2 separate regions of the Mus musculus genome follow, and region 2 is linked to region 1. Evidence: chromatin loops called from intact Hi-C (ENCODE). Cell type or tissue: left cerebral cortex. All regions are shown on one strand.

Evidence for each region. Hi-C counts contacts between places; a loop is a spot of excess contacts. Peaks named below come from ENCODE experiments on the same cell type or tissue, not always from the same donor. Only the 100,000 strongest peaks of a DNase experiment are listed, where the experiment ranks them.
Region 2: a loop joins it to region 1, with 3 times the contacts of the local background. A loop is called at or near these places in 2 of 42 quality-filtered maps.

The regions. Positions count from the first base shown.
Region 1 is chr6:84,075,116-84,083,115 of GRCm38, forward strand. All of the region lies in intron 14 of Dysf (dysferlin), which reads left to right. Among named protein-coding and RNA genes, the nearest start is that of Dysf, 60 kb to the left of the region's middle. In left cerebral cortex, a CTCF peak has its summit at 3,238 (motif pointing right); DNase peaks (open chromatin) are centred at 3,238 and 5,597.
Region 2 is chr6:85,121,602-85,129,601 of GRCm38, forward strand. Gm5878 (predicted gene 5878) reads right to left here and starts at 4,493. Exons shown (of 3, transcript NR_168059.1): 1 at 3,989-4,493. In left cerebral cortex, no CTCF peak of the experiment used is centred here; no DNase peak of the experiment used is centred here.

The sequences.
Region 1 (8,000 bases):
TTGTATGCATCACAGGCCATGGCCACACCCAGGCTCCAGCCACCTAGCTGCAAGGGCCTCCACACAGCTCTCTTTGGCTCTGACTCTTCTCTTTCCTGCCAGACTTCCTCATGCCTCTCATCTGCTCTACATGTGGCCCTTTTGAGCAACGTTCTCCCCAGGTACCACCCTCAGAGGAGCCTCCATCTTAAGGATGCTATTGTTCAAGGAGGAGTATGTGGGCCTGCCTCTACTCTTTCCTCATTCACATCCAACATGCTGAGTCTGCCCTCAACCTCAAACATGCCCCAAGGACCAGCCCTTCCTAACTACTGTGCCCCTTTCCCAGCCACTGCCATTTCCTCCCAAGGTCACACAGTCGTCTCTTCACCACCTTTCTCCATCTCAGGACAGGGACTTTTTGGAGAACCTAGGTCATTTGTCCAAATTCCTGAGTTCTCTGGTTGTTTCCTCTGGTATTTCCTTACTCTTTTGGCTCCTGTATTTCCTGGGCACCAAAGGAGGGCTGTTACATTCAGAGGATTTTGCCTGGAGCTTACCACAGGCCATGTTCCCTATATTGTGTTGCAACATGACACAGCATCACGTGTCCCATTCCCCCTTGGTTGATTCTCTATCTTCTGCTCTAACTGTTATGCCTCCCCCGACCCCTGCAATTGGCCACTACTCCTTGGGTGACATCTTGATTCTTTGAGGATGATAAGTGTACCTTATCACCCAATACACTGAGTGTCCACCTACTTCTGCCTGAATACATCACTGCTTGGGGTTATCCAGGGCTCATTTTCTCATTTCTACTCCTCCATTTTACTTGAAAAATTTTATTTTTTGAATGTACGTGTCTTAGGGTTTTACTGCTGTGAACAGATACCATGACCAAGGCAACTCTTACAAGGACAACATTTAATTGTGGCTGGCTTACAGGTTCAGAGGTTCAGTTCATAATCATCAAGGCAAGAACATGTCAGCATCCAGGCAGGCATGGTGCAGGCAGAGCTGAGAGTTTAAAATCTTCATCTGAAGACTGCTGGTGGGAAGACTGACTTCCAGGTAGCCAGGGTGAAGGTCTTAAGTCCACACCCGCAGTGACACACCTACTCCTAGTCCACACCTCCTAATAGTGCTACTCTCTGGGCCAAGCATATACAAACCATCACAGTATGAATAAGTCTGTGTGTGTCTGCGTGCATGTGTGCGTGAGTGCGTGCATGTGTGTGGGTTGCCTATCCCTAAACATGCACAGAGGCTGAAGGAAGATGCTGGGTATTTTCTTCCTGAAATTGGAGCTAGGCTGTCATCTGTGAGCCCAGTGAGCCTCCTGTTTCTGTCCTGCAGGGTTATAGGTGCTTACAGCCATGCCTACCTTTTTACGAGTGCTAGGGATTTGAACTTGGTTCTTACGATTGTTCAGAGAGCCTTCTTTTCTCTCTGAGCCATCTTTCCAGTTCTCTTTGGACTTAAAATATTTTTAAACATTTTAGGATTGTATTATTTTTAAAAAGATTTATTTATTTTTATGTCTGAGTACAATTACAGCTGTCTTCAGACACACCAGAAGAGGGCGTCAGATCCCATTACAGATGGTTGTGAGCCACCATGTGGTTGCTGGGAATTGAACTCAGGATCTTTGGAAGAGCAGTCAGTGCTCTTAACTGCTGAGGCATCTCTCCAGCCCTTAGGATTGTATTATAATTACATACTTTTCTCTCTTTTCTTTTCCCTTCCCAAAACCTCCCCTTACTCCTCTTTCAAATTTATGGCCTTGATTTCAGATAACAAATCTACGGTCTTTCTTCCCTGGGGGAGACTATTAATCCTGATTGCAGAGTTCCTTAGCTGCCTGCAGTTCTTTGCCTAGGGTTGAGGACTCACGGGCTTTCTCCTTTCCATGCTAGCATGTCCAGTGGTGTTACCCCTCTTCAGGTCATGTTCAGACAGCCATATTGGTGAGGTTTCATGGGTGTGGCTTCTGACCTTCCTAGAAGACACAATCTCACAGCAAAATCCCCGTTCTTCTGCCTCTTAATCTTTCCACCTCTTCTGCAGTGATCCCTGAGCCCTGGAAGTTGTATTGTAGATGCATCAGTTAGGACTGGACTCCACAACTCTGCACTTTGATTGGTTGTGGTTTTCTGTAATGGTCCCCATCTGTTGCACAGAGAAGTTCCCTTGATGAGGGTTGGGTTTGGTTGGACTGAAACTTGCTTTAGTGAGGATGGACTTTGAATCCTCCTGTCTCCACCCCTGACGTTCTAGGTCTATGTGGTGCTAGGGAATGAACCCTGGGCCTCATGTGTGCTAGGCAAACACTTCACTAAGTGAGCTACAGTGTCAGCCTGCCCTGCCCTGTTGGCAGTAGGAGCCCCCTCCTCCACTCCCCGAGCCTAACACAGAATCTCAGGGAAAGTATCATGGGCCCAGTCACTCACTCAGCTTGCCAGCCAGCTTGATCCCTCTGAGGTGACAACGTTCTCTATAGACCCTTGCCAGCCCCAGGCAAGTGTTGGTTTGGACTTGGGGTCTGTGAGTGCGGCTTCAGTGTTGACTTCCCAAGTTTCAGGATGCATGAAGGCAGGAAGGAATCCAAGTTTTCCTGGACATTTGTCCTCTGAAACTGAGGATTAGGCTTCCCTGTTGACAGCTGGGAAAGATGGCGCCAACTAGGTTTGGTTGTTTTTATCCACAGTTCTAGCATGTCATTAGTGGCTTCATCATCTCACCTTCAGGTCACTTACTTGCCTTGGAGCCCAGGTCGAGCGCACTGTGGGCCCTGTCCCCTGCATCCCACCAGCACCCACCCATGCCTGAGATTGCTCTGGGTCTTCACTTTGCTGATGCTCTTCTCTGGCCTTGGAGATTTTCCTAGAGTACCGGGGTCTAGGGGAGGTGACTTGGGAGATTGGATAAAGCCTAAGCTACCCCTTGGTCCTGCTTGAGAGGGTGAGGCTGAGGAGTGAGCTGGGAAGGAGGGTGGCCGGCTGCTTTCATGGTCCTTAGGCTCTGTCTTCTTTTTTGTCCTGAACCCTGTTCTCAACCTGTCTCCCCTAACCCCACCCCATTCTACCCGTCCCTCTCCCTGGCTCTAGCTCTAAGCTTTTGTTTATTTTATTTTATTTTATTTTATTTTATTTTATTTTATTTTATTTTATTTTATCTTTACACCTACTTACATCTGGAGACCCCCTAGGACCTTTCCAGTGTCTGCCTAGCCACACTTGGATGTTTCTGCAGTTTTGCTTATGGACACTTGGGGGCACTGTTAGTCAAGTTCTATCCTACTACACAGTGACTACACATAGTGTGTATGTGTGCATTGTATACAGGACAAGGAAAGGGGTGTGCTTCAGGACAGGACAGATATCTTAGACTTTATGGATCTAAGAATGAGACCTATTTATTGCAAAATTTAAAGAATAAAAAAATCAGAGAGAGAATAAAATAAAAGGAAGAAAAAGAGAAAAGAGAAAAGTGTCCATGCGCCTGTGGTAAAGCTTGTTCGGTCTGTTCTCTGTGGATCTCATTTCCCTTCACAGCTCTGTGACTGGAATCTGGCTAAAGGGTGGGGCAGCGCTGAGCCTTGGCATCTCAGTTCCTGTGTTCTCTTCCAGGCCTTTCCTTGATCAATTTTTGTGGGGAGGGGTACTTCCTGCTTTTTGTTGGGGGGCTCTGTTTCAGCAACTTCAGAGTGTAGTGCTGACAGGCTGTCTATTCCCCGAGTGTGAGATGGTGCTGTGTGAGCTGAAGTCATGTGCTGTGGGTGTCGAGCCTGGTGTCAGAGAGTCAGTGATGTGTGTTAAACCAGGGGTGCTGCAGCAGAGCCGTGCAGAAGCAGGTTCCGTGAGGATCTCAGAGGAAAAACGTGATGGGCTGACGGTAATAACCTTGCCCATTTCCTTTAGATGATGAGTCGGTAGTCCTGATTCATTGTTCAGCGTGACTCTGTAGAGGCCATGAGTAAATGAGACTCAGTTCTCTGTGAGCAGCTCGGACAGCTTGGATTATCCAGCGTTTCCTCAGGTTAATGCTCAGCCCAGCTCGCTGCTCTATTAGACAGATACACAGCAAAGTGAATCATATGTATGGATGGGTGAGAGTTCAGCTTTTTCCTTTCTAACTCGGTCAGCATACAGAGATCTTTGTCCGTGAGCTGCTTCCCATAGAAAAGCTTCTAGAACCAACCGGGATTATGGACTTATAGATAGAGGTTGAAGCAAGAAGCTGGGAGAGCCTTCCCCTTTGTATATTCTAGAACGATTTCTTTCATTTTATAATAAGATTTGTATTTATTTTTAGGTATGATACTGCATGCATCTGCTATCTATGGTTGATCTATCTATCTATCTATCTATCTATCTATCTATCTATCTATCATCTATCTATCTATCTATCTATCTATCATCTATCTATCATCTATCTATCTATCTATCTATCTATCTATCTATCCATTCACCTATCTATCATCTGTCTATTATCTATCTATCTATCATCTATCTATCTATCTATCTATCTATCTATCTATCTATCTATCATCTACCTACTTTCCTACCTACCTATCATCTATCTCCATCCATCCATCCATCCATCCATCCATCCATCCATCTCTCCATCCATCCATCCATCCATCCATCCATCCATCCATCCATCTCTCCATCCATCCATCCATCTCTCCATCCACCCATCTCTCCATCCATCCATCCATCCATCCATCCATCCATCTCTCCATCCATCCATCTATCCATCCATCCATCCATCCATCCATCCATCCATCCATCTCTCCATCCATCCATCTCTCCATCCATCCATCCATCCATCCACCCATCCATCCATCCATCTCTCCATCCATCCATCTATCCATCCATCCATCCATCCATCCATCCATCTATCCATCCATCCATCCATCTCTCTACCCATCCATCTCTCCATCCACCCATCCATCCATCTCTCCATCCATCCATCCATCCATCCATCCATCCATCCATCCACCCATCATCTTTCTCTGCTCTGCTCTCCATGTAACCATCTTCTTCTGTCCTCCCTTGCAAGTGCATTTCCTTTACAAGGTTTTGGCCTCCTTACGTATGTGTCAGCAAGTGTGACTGTGGGTTCTCAACGTCTACCACTCCAGTCCAAGCATTTGCATACTGTGCTCACTGCTCCATCCTTACTTTTCTACCCCGTGGCAGAGCTTGCTTCACTTCTGTGCACACAGAGTCTCCTCTTTTTCAGAGTTGCATAGTACTATGGCTGGAACCATACTTTCTTTCTTTAACCCACCCTCTATTGGTGGATACCCAGCTCGTTCCAGATCCCTGCTAGCTCGAGCCATGCTGTGGTAAACAATGCACTCTGATCATAGGTATTTCTGTAGAGAGTATCTGGGGAAGGACTGACAGGTAGAAGGAACCCGATTTTCTAAGTTTGGTAGCCCCAGCTCCCTCCCCATAGGAGTCATTTCACTTTCCTCCACTGGCAAAATCAAGCGTGTGGTTTCCCTCCAGCCTGGCTGACAGTGGTGCCAGGCTATAGAGGCATTTATGGATCTGGGTGGGAGTAGAAACTCTTTGGCCTACTTCTGCTCCAGCCCTTCACATGCTCCCAAACAATGGTGGCTACACCCCTGCAATGCTGGCCCTTTGCCTGCTGCTCCCCCCACCCTTTCTCTGCTAACACCTCTTCTGCCCCACCCTACCAGGCTTTGGCTGGGCTCTTTCTACAGGGAGGAGGAGAAATGGCAATAGGATTTGAAACTGGATGGTTGGGAGCAGAGACAAAGCCCTTGTCCCTGGGAACCCAAAGCTCTGGATCTAATTCAAATGCTCATTATTAAAATAATGCGGGCTGTCGAGATGGCTCAGTGGGTAAGAACAATGACTGCTCTTCTGAAGGTCCCGAGTTCAAATCCCAACAACCACATGGTGGCTCACAACCACCTGTAATGAGATCTGATGCCCTCTTCTGCTGTGTCTGAAGACAGCTATAGTGTACTTATGTATGATAATAAATAATTCTTTGGGCCTGAGCGAGTGGAGCTGACTGGAGTGAGCAGAGGTCCTAAAAATTCAATTCCTAACAACCACAAAGGCTCACAAGTATCTGTACAGCTACAGTGTACTCACATACATAAAATAAATAAATAAATATTTAAAAAAATAAAATAATGCACTTTAATAAAACTCTTGTTTAGCACATGACAGGCCTGTAGGAGAAACCTGTTCACTATTGTTAGCGGTGGACTCATCTGCCTTCCAGAAACTATATAATCAAGACTGAGTCTCTTAAATTTTATTTGTTTCTCTCTCTTTCTCTCTCTCTCTCTCTCTCTCTCTCTCTGTATGTGTGTGTGTGTGTGTGTGTGTGCATGCATGTCTAAGCACTTGCATATGTACATGTGTGCTCGATGTCATGTTTTTTAATGTTTTTTTAATTGGACATTTTATTTGTTTACATTTCAAATGTTATCCCCTTTCCTGGTTTTCCTCTGCAACCCCCCTATCCCATCTCCCCTTACCCTACTTCTATGAGGGTGCTCCCCCACCAACCCACCCACTCCTGTCTCCCTGCCCTAGCATTTGTCTACACTGGGGCATCAAGCCTTCACAGGACCAAGGGCCTCCCCATCCATTGATGCCAGATAAGGCCCCTTCAGCTCCTTCAGTCCTTCCCCCAACTTCTCTATTGGAGTCCCTGTGCTCAGTCCAAAGGTTGGCTGCTGTATTGGTCGGGATCTGGCAGAGCCTCTTAGGAGACAGCTGTATCAGGCTCCTGTCAGCAAGCACTTCTTGGCATCTGCAATAGTGTCTGGGTTTGGTGTCTGCATGTGGGATGGATTTCCCCTGGTGGGCAGTCTCTGGATGGCCTTTCCTTCAGTCTCTGTTCTGCTCTTTGTCCCTGTATTTCCTTCAGACAGGAGCAATTCTGGGTTAAAATTTTGGAAATGGGTGGGTGGCCCCATCCCTCAATTGGGGGAGCCATACCTAACCTCTGGATATGGTCTTGACAGGTTCTCCCTCCCTGTTGTGGGGTATTTTAGCTAAAGTCATCCCCGTGGAGTCCTGGGAACCTCTTGCTTTTCTGGCATCTGGGACTTTCTAGTTGCTAACCCCAGTTCTCCATTCCCCATTGCTATACACCTCTGTTCAATTTCCTGACCCTCTGTATATCTCCTCCATCTCCTCCCACACCTTCTATGTCATGTTAATGTGTGAATATATACATATATTTGTGTGTGCATGCTGGTGTCATTATCCGTAGCTCTTTACCTTATTTGAATGTGTGTGTGTGTATTATGTATGTATGTATGTATGTATGTATGTATGTATGTATGTATTTTTGAGACAGAGTCTTTATTATGTAGCTCTGACTGTCATGAGCTTGTTATGTAGACCAAGCTGGCCTAGAACTTACAGAGCTCTGCCTGCCTCTGCCTCTGGGATTAAAGGTGTGTGCCACCACAGCTCCCAGCCTTTCACCTTATTTTTTGAGACAGGATCTCTCATTGAACCTAGAACTGGTTGGACTGCCTGGCCAGGGAACTCTAGGGATCCTCCTGTCGCTGCCTTCTGGGAGCCATGATTACAAGTGTGTGCCACCATGCCTGGCTTCTACATGGGTTTCTGGCCATAGAACTTGAGTCTTCATGCTTTTGTGGCAAGGATTTACTCATGAAGACATCTCCCCAGCCCTTGAAACTGAGTCTTTGTCTTCTTCCTCATTTGCGGGTGCAGGCTGTCCTGGGGCTTCATGGACACAGCACGGAACCCTTGCCTTAGAACACTTTCCATTCTTGGTCTGTTTCTTGTTTGTAGCACAAACAAGCTTTCAGACAGCACTTCTCTGAGGCAAGCTGTGGCTTCCTTGTTGGCTTGCTTGCTTGCTTGCTTGCTTGCTTGCTTGCTTGCTTCCTTCCTTCCTTCCTTCCTTCCTTCCTTCCTTCCTTCCTTCCTTCCTTCCTTTCTTCCTCCCTCCCTTCCTTCCTTTCTTCCTCCCTCCCTCCCTTCCTT
Region 2 (8,000 bases), 1.0 Mb after region 1:
ATAAAATACCTAACTAAAAAATTGGAAATGATAAAATAAAAAAATCACACACAAAAAAGCAGCCCTGTGATACAGCCAATCTGTTGGCCTCTTGCTCTTGCCTTGCCATCAAGCAGATGCCCAAGCAATCAATTTCTGTTGTTTCTAAGGACAAACTAAGGCATTTTGAGAGCAGAAGGGCATAGGGTGCCAAGGAATTGCTCTATCTCCCACATGTGTCGTTTATAGAACCCTGACTGGCAACTGATTTCCTGATCATTTTGAACATGTCATCCCACTGTCTCAGGATCCTCGGCTTTGGTGAGAGGCCCCAGGCATCATGGGGAACATGGGATGATTGGTGTCACCTCCTCTCAGCCCCCTGGGTACTCTCATACTCTGGAGGGAGGGAGTCTTGGAAGATAGTATTTTGCAACAACTACTGATGTAGGCAGGAGCTACCAACCTTTAGCACCCATCAGTCTGAGTTTAAGAAAAATAAATAGAATGCTTTGAGTGTAGACGTGAGTTATTACAAAGTTATCATAAAGGCTGGGTCCAGTGAAAAGCAAAACACTGCCCATCTACCTGCCAGCGAATGTCAGAGACCATAACCGATGGAGGGCCAAGGCTCCGGAGCGCAGTGTCATCCTTGAGATTCCTTGTTTGATTATCAAGGAGAAAAGTGTCCTTGTTAAAGTTTAGGTGTCCCACAGAGTTTCAAGTGTTTGCCACCTGGTGTCTCCTCTGGTTGGAAAATAGCCCTTGGGCAGTGGGCCTAGCAGAAAGAAGTGGGTCACTGGACAACCTGGGAGATAGACATTTGAATGTAACCAGCCCCCTACTGCCCCACTCACCAGAACAGCCTTCCTGTCCTTGGAGAGAAAAAAGGTAGAAAAGCTTTTTTTCTGTGCCCAGCCACGATTGGCCCGTTCCTTGCTCTGACCTCACAAGGAACCCTGGTGAGGATTGACAGACACCTGTCCACTTACAGCTCTGGCTGAGGCTGCCTGCTATCCTTAGAGCTGTTGGTTGGTTGGTTGGTTGGTTGGTTGGTTGGTTGGTTGATTGGTTAGTTGGTTGGTTGGTTGGAAAGCGATTGGAGTTCGACATTGCTGAGAGATTGTACTTGGACTTTCTGGAGCTGTTGGCCCCTGAAAGAGAGAGTTTCTCTCCACCTGGGTGACTTTGATTTGCTTTCTTTGGTTGGGTTTGTATATTTGATGCCTTCATTCTTGTGTTTACACTTCCATGGTCTTCATTATTTTCAATTTTACTTTTTAAAAAAAATTTAAGTAATGCTTTTAAGTTAGAATAATTCATTATTTTCACTTTATGAGTATTTTGCCTCCATGTGGTCTGAGCACCACATTCCTGGTGCCGTCTATGGAGTCAGATTTTCCGGAAATGGGTTACAGGTGGTTGGGAGCCACTCATTTCACACTTGGTATTAGAACATACACATAATGTAATTGGGTTTTTATAGAATCCAAACACTCAGGACAACTGCCTATAGTTCCACTTCCAGGAAATCTGGTGCCCTCTTCTGAACTTCAGAAGTCACATAAATAAAATTACATAGATTTTTATCACTATTTTAAGTGTCCTGCAGTGCCTTTGAGTGTGCTGTACGGGTGCCCTTAGAGTCTAGGTGTAAAGTCTCCTGGAGCTGGCGTTAGGGCAGCTGTGGATCACCGGACCTGTTCCTGAGAACCAAATGCAGGCTTCTGAAGGAGTAGTAGAACATTCCTCCTCATGTTTCCAGAGCCAGCTCCCGAGCCTGGACACTGTGGGTTTTGGGGTGTCTGTTGTCTTATCCACTTCCCTTGAACCTGATTGTCTTGGTGCCTTGGCTCCCAGTGCTTGCCGACATCAGGCGAGAGGACTGTTGTCCTTCCCAGTGAGCAGCTCTGACTGTCTGTGATCCGTTGTGTTTTTTCAGTTTGCAGTTGGTCCCTGTCAACCAGACCTATGTCATATTTTGTGTCAGCAACTTTTGGAACAACTACAGGAGGAACGCCAAGCCGTGAGATTTTGGCCTGGCTGCTACAGTGATTCCTGGGCAGAAGCTGATGAATAGCTTTGCCATACTGCCCTACTGTCACCAGAACTCATTCAAGCTGAGGACTATGAGGGCTGCCCCAGCAGTATCTGCAGTTGAGTGGTCTTCCTGTTCGTGGCCGGGCACTTGCCTTTCCAAGGCAGGTATTTTGCTGACCTGAGGCGGCAGATCATTGCTGCAAACTTCAGCATTCCTCATGTTTCCACCCATATTTTTGACATCATCATCGAGGTGCTGGTGACCAGTCCCTGCAGGAGGGCCCCCATACACCAAATCATGACACACCCCTTGATCAGGAACACCAAGGCACACTTACCACGTACTTCCACACAGAGTTTCCGAGACACCAGAGCCCTAGCAGTGTCAGGACCAAGGAAAAGGGATCGTGGAGTCACCCAGGTGGGTGCACGTCCTCATTTAATTTATCCATACTCCCCCTTGTCCTTTGTGACAAATGATGAGTGTGCCTACTTCTGGCACACATACAACCATAACAATCTATCACTTCAGAAAGAACAATTCCTAGAAACCCACAAAGGGACATCTCATGTTTGTTGAGTCAGAAGTTGTTATCAGAGATGCTGATCAGAGCAGGGAGAAGAGGAGGTGGAGGCATGGCCAAGGGAAGCAGAGAGTCCTTGGAGAACCACTGGAGTGCTATGGCACTGCAGGGCCAGCCAAGTAAGTCCTGCGTGTTTCAAAGTCACTAAGAGCCTCCTTTTGTGTCTTTCTGTTTTGAAGTCCTGAAGCCCCACTCTCTGGCTTGTGAGCCCCCACCCTGGGTGAACTTTAGAGGTTGTTCTATGGGAAGTACCTTGCTTTGCTCCCTGTTTTCTTGTAGGGAACACGGTCTTCTTCATGGAGTAGACTTCTCTCCCCAGAGAGTGGGAGGCTCCCTAGTCAGCCTGACTTACCTGCCCCAAAGTGAGCTCCTGGGTTGACAATGAGGACTTCAAGTGCTCCCGTGGCAGGAAATGCTTAATTTCCCTATGGAAATTCAAAATGCTGGGGTCCAGTCTCTACCAAAGTAGGATCTAAGCAACTGCTATAGGAACCAAGGCCAACCTTTTTCTTTTTTCTTTGTCTTTTGTTTTTATTTTTTATGGGTTGTTTGTTTGTTTGTTTCAGTGAAAGAAAAGTATAAAGCCAAGGAAGAAAATTAACTTCAATGAACACAACTCTCTTTTCTTTAGGAAAGTCAAATAACATGTGTGTGTGTGTGTGTGTGTGTGTGTGTGCGAGCCTTTTGGAGCGTATATTAGCAAACCAGATGCGGCTGCAGACAGGGTGGGGTAAGTCTAGATATGACCTTAAAAGCCCTCCTCTCCCACCTCCCACTCAAGAGGACGGTCCTAGCAACCGGGTGGGCTGGCTCCTAGAGGTCAGTGGTAAAGAAAGCCGGTTTGCTGATCCCAACCTTTGCCCCATTGTGGGTCAGGGATGCCAATGTGATTGGGCAAAGTCTGGCGTAGGATGCTGAGAAACGTCCCAAGACACCTGAGTGAACGCACCACGCTGCTCTGCTTCCCACAGAGCCAAGGGTTACAGGTGGACTTTTGCTGCCCACAAGCACCAAGCGATCTGGTGACTACTAGAGCATAGTAGTAGTTACAGCTCAAAGCTCTGGAGCAGTAAGGGTAGAGGGCCAGCACTTTCGGGGATGGGACCCGTTTAGTCATAAGGGAGAATAAGGTTGGCCAAAGGAAGGTCTGAAAAAGCTCTTAGGCTGCTCTATGCCTTGTGTCTTAACTGGGTTCATTCCTTGGAAAATGTGGCTGTCCCAACCACACTTCCTGAGTGGGAGAACATGGCAGACCAAAGGCTAATCGCCTGGGAACAATGAAGGCTGATCCCTAAGCCTTGTCCTTAACAACTTCTGTACAGCCCCTGCCACCTCAAGAATCCTTCCCCGCATCCCTGGGTCAGGAACACAGCGTGGACACTTACCCTGGAAGTGGAGGCCAAAGAAGCGATTCCGAAGCAGCCAGGGGTGGAAATGGAGAGGGTCGCAATGCTGGGCGCTGAAAAGAGTGAGGGGGTTGCGGGGAGGAGGAGCCCAGCTGGTGTGCCGGGTGCACCGTCATCATTAAGTGGTTCATGGCCTAGCGAACACCAGCTCGGGCAGTCCATAGGGCAAGTGGCCCAGGCGGCAGTGGCAGAGAAACCACTTACAAAGGCCGCCTCGGCCGCACTGGGGTGAGTTAGTTGAGCGCCATGGGTCTGAGCGGTTCCTTTGAGGTGGCCACAGCCAGCGGATGGGAGCCCGCGCGCCCCACTACCAGGACTCCCATAGGTGCCACCATCCTTGGCCACCAAAAACTTGGTGGGGAAATCCTGCTTGCTGGAACACCGTCGCGGCCACGACTAGAATCGTGCGAGAGCCCTGGCACGAAGTTGGGCAACTGCGCACCGCCTAGAGCCTGCGTGGTCCCTGTGGCCCCCGGGGAACTCTGAGCAACCGCCGGAGCGCGCGCTGTGCGTGCTACTGAGAACCTCTTCTGGGGTCCTCCTGATGCGGCACCTGCCCAACGCTCGGCTCGCCGGTTGGCCGCCTCTCTGCTGCCCCAAAGAGGGTGGGTGGGGGGAAGGGCGAGGCGATGGATTGCCGGTAGAGAAGTGGTCCCCAGTCCAAGGCAAAAATCGGACTGGAATATTGGTGCATGCTCTAATATCCTCTTCCTACTCTCCTCTCTGCAACTCTGCCCTTTAGCCTCAGCGGCCATCGAGTCTGAGGGGGCACACCTGCAGAGCCTGGGCTTGAGGAAAAAGATCAACCACTCTTCTAGTGTGAACCGTAGTTGATCCCCTCCCTTCGTCCTGGGATGTCTCAGTTCTTAGAGAACTTGGATCCAAGTTTAGGAAGGCTGTTTGGAGTCCAGCCTAGATTCTCCAGAGAATCTGGTCGGCGTTCACCTAACCTAAGGGTGCCTGCTACTCCACCTTTTGCCTCTGGAATCCCATTCTGAAGCTGAGGTGCTGTTCCTGAAATTTCGCGTTTAATGGATATTTAGGGGAACACTGCTTCAAACAGGATGTGCATTCTTTTCCCAGGGGCCAGGTTTGCACTGGGAAGGAGCCACAGAACCTAGCTCTCCACAGCGCTCCCTCAGCATTTCATGGTGCTCCAATGCAGCAGGTCTGCCAGGTCCCCTCTCCTCCCGCTGCAATAGTCGATGACAAGGCCAAAATAGGGTCTTTGGGTCACTGTTTCCTAAATTGGAGCTGTCCTTGTTGTACACGTGGCTCTTAAGAGGACAGGCCAGTGGTCCATGGCTGGCAGAGGCAACCTGGCCTCTTGGACATGCGACCTGGGAACAAACAGGTCGACCCTCCTGCTACCTAGAACTGTAGGGCATTTCCCCAATCTGCTCAGGTTTCTTTTGCAGGCATTAAGGGGAGAAAAGGGCTGTTGACAGTAGAACTTATACTCTGCAAATTTTCTACCCCAACCTTCCAGGGTGCTGGGGCTAAGAGGGCTCTGAGTTAGGGGGTCCTGACCCAGTAAGTCCTTGTTCGCCCATGACAGGGAGGAGACATAGAAGAATTCTGCTTTCTAGTCGCTGTCCCGTAAGTGATTCCGACTAACCAGAGCACATCCCGGAGTGCTCACTTCAGAGCTGGGCCCCCTGAACCCTGAAGGGCAGTGGAGTCTACATCCTTTACAACTCTGAGGACTCCAGGCCAGGTCCTGGCAGCAGCCCGTGGGAATGCTGGGAGCCTTGAACCCTCAGAGCTCTGGGAGCCCTAGCAGGTACAAAGATGGTTCAAGTCTAATTTTCCATTCAACTGCTCTGAAGAGTCCCCACCTACCCCCAACCCCCACCCGGCAAGCAGGTGCCATTCTGGGGACCCTTGGGCGAGGTAGGGAAGAGGTGGCAAGAGGAGGCTGAAAGGGGACCACACCTTCCAGCCCTTCTCATTCTGGACTACCTAGGGCTGGCCCCTGGGCTTCCCACTTTCTACCTGATCAGCACTCTGTGCCCTGTCTCTGGATGTCTGCTGCCCCTGTGAAACTTTCCCCACTCCCGAACCCTGTAGCTGTCTCTGACTGTCTCCTTTTACTTACTGCTGCCTCTGACCACATGAGGATGAATCCTCTCTTTTCCTTGGCTACATCCTGCGTGGTGGGGGCTAGGTCACTAAAGTGGCAGAGGTGGGAATCAGAAGAAGGTCTCCTTGGAGCAAGGTCTGGGCAGAAACGGAGTTTCCATTAAGTAAAACTGTCTAGGCTTAAGCTCTGGGGACAACCAAGTGTTGGGCTCTATGGGGGAGACAGAACAGGCCCCCTTGCTGGTCTGTGTGCTCTGAGTCCCACAGGTCATCCTCAGGCTCCTCCTTCTCCCCTCGTGTCTAGCCCGGGCAGTAGCTAAGAACCCCTTAAAGGAGGCGATCAGCTGGGAAGCCGGACTGTCTCCTCCTTCTCCCCTCGTGTCTAGCCCGGGCAGTAGCTAAGAACCCCTTAAAGGAGGCAATCAGCTGGGAAGCCGGACTGTCTCCACCATCCCAGTCTCGCATCTAAAGAACCTGCTCGGCTCCTGACTGCTCCTAGGCAGCTCTCCACCCATGCGCCTTCCTCCCTATTCCTCTCCAGAATTCCCTAGACCCCTCCTGTCAGGCTGCAGGCATTGATACCTGCCTGGTTTCCTGACCTCTGCTCCCCTTAGGGCCTCCTCTTCCTAGCTACTCCCCTGCAGCAGCTGGAGAAGTAGCCAAGGCTTCCATCCCTTACTGGATTCTGCATGGAAGTTCTGACCTTCACCCAGTTCTCTCTTCCTGCCCTCCACCCTGCTCTGCCCTCGCCCCCACAGCATGCACACCTCTCCTTCTACCACCATCCTTTACCAAAATACCCCCCACCCCACCCCCGCCACACACACACCTTTCACCTTCAGCCTGCTGCCCACTTTATCATCCTGTGGTTTCCCTTCCCATCCAAACTGTTGGGCTCTGCAGGAGAGGGAGGCCCATCACACACAGTAAGAGCTCCTACACTCCACACATCTGCCTGGCTGTGCCAGCTCATCCCACATCTGTCCAGCCTTTTCCCTCGATTTCTTCAGAGATCCTGGCACCTACTCTGCTGATCCAACCTGAACCATCTGGACCATTCTGTCTGTTTCTCTCCCCTCAGTCTCTGAGATGGCATGGACCAAATGCAGACTCTGTGTACTGGACCATGAGACTTGATCAAGCACCTTGACACACTCTCTCTCTCTCTCTCTCTCTCTCTCTCTCTCTCTCTCCCTCTCCCTCCCTTTCTCTCTCTCTCTCCCCCAAGTTTTCGTCTCCCCATTTCTTCATTTCTTCTCCAGCCAAACTCCCCTTCATGTCTCCCACTCTTTCAGAGATTTCCCTGTGATGTTTCCCTCTGTCGCTTGACTTTTCTTCTTGATCACCCACCATCATTTTTTCTCCTTGAAACAAGCAAGATCTCACTCCAGAGACCTGGAACTCACAGGCTGCCCCCAAACTCAAAATAAATCTCCTGCCTCTGTCTCCAGGTAACTGGGATTTTAAGTATGTGTGGCCAAACCAGCTGACCCTCCAACTTTCTGAATAATTTAGTCTCTGGCCAATTCTACCACTTCCTCTCTCCCCACATCCTCACAGTCAGACTTCTACCCAATCCCAGCAGAAAAGTGGTTTACAAACCTCTCAAACTTTCATGAGCATATTCTTGCAAGGGCAATATGTGTTTAAGAAAATGACAGGCTGGAGAGATGGCTCAGCAGTAAAGAGCACTGACTGCTCTTCCAGAGGTCCTGAGTTCAAGTCCCAGCAACCACATGGTGGCTCACAACCACCCATAATGAGAGATCTGATGCCCTCTTCTAGAGTGTCTGAAGACAGCTACAGTGTACTTACATATAATAAATAAATAAATCTTTTTAGAAAAAGAAAATGACAGGCATAGCTTCTTGGAGTTATTGTAATACTAAGTGGGTTACAGTCTCCACAT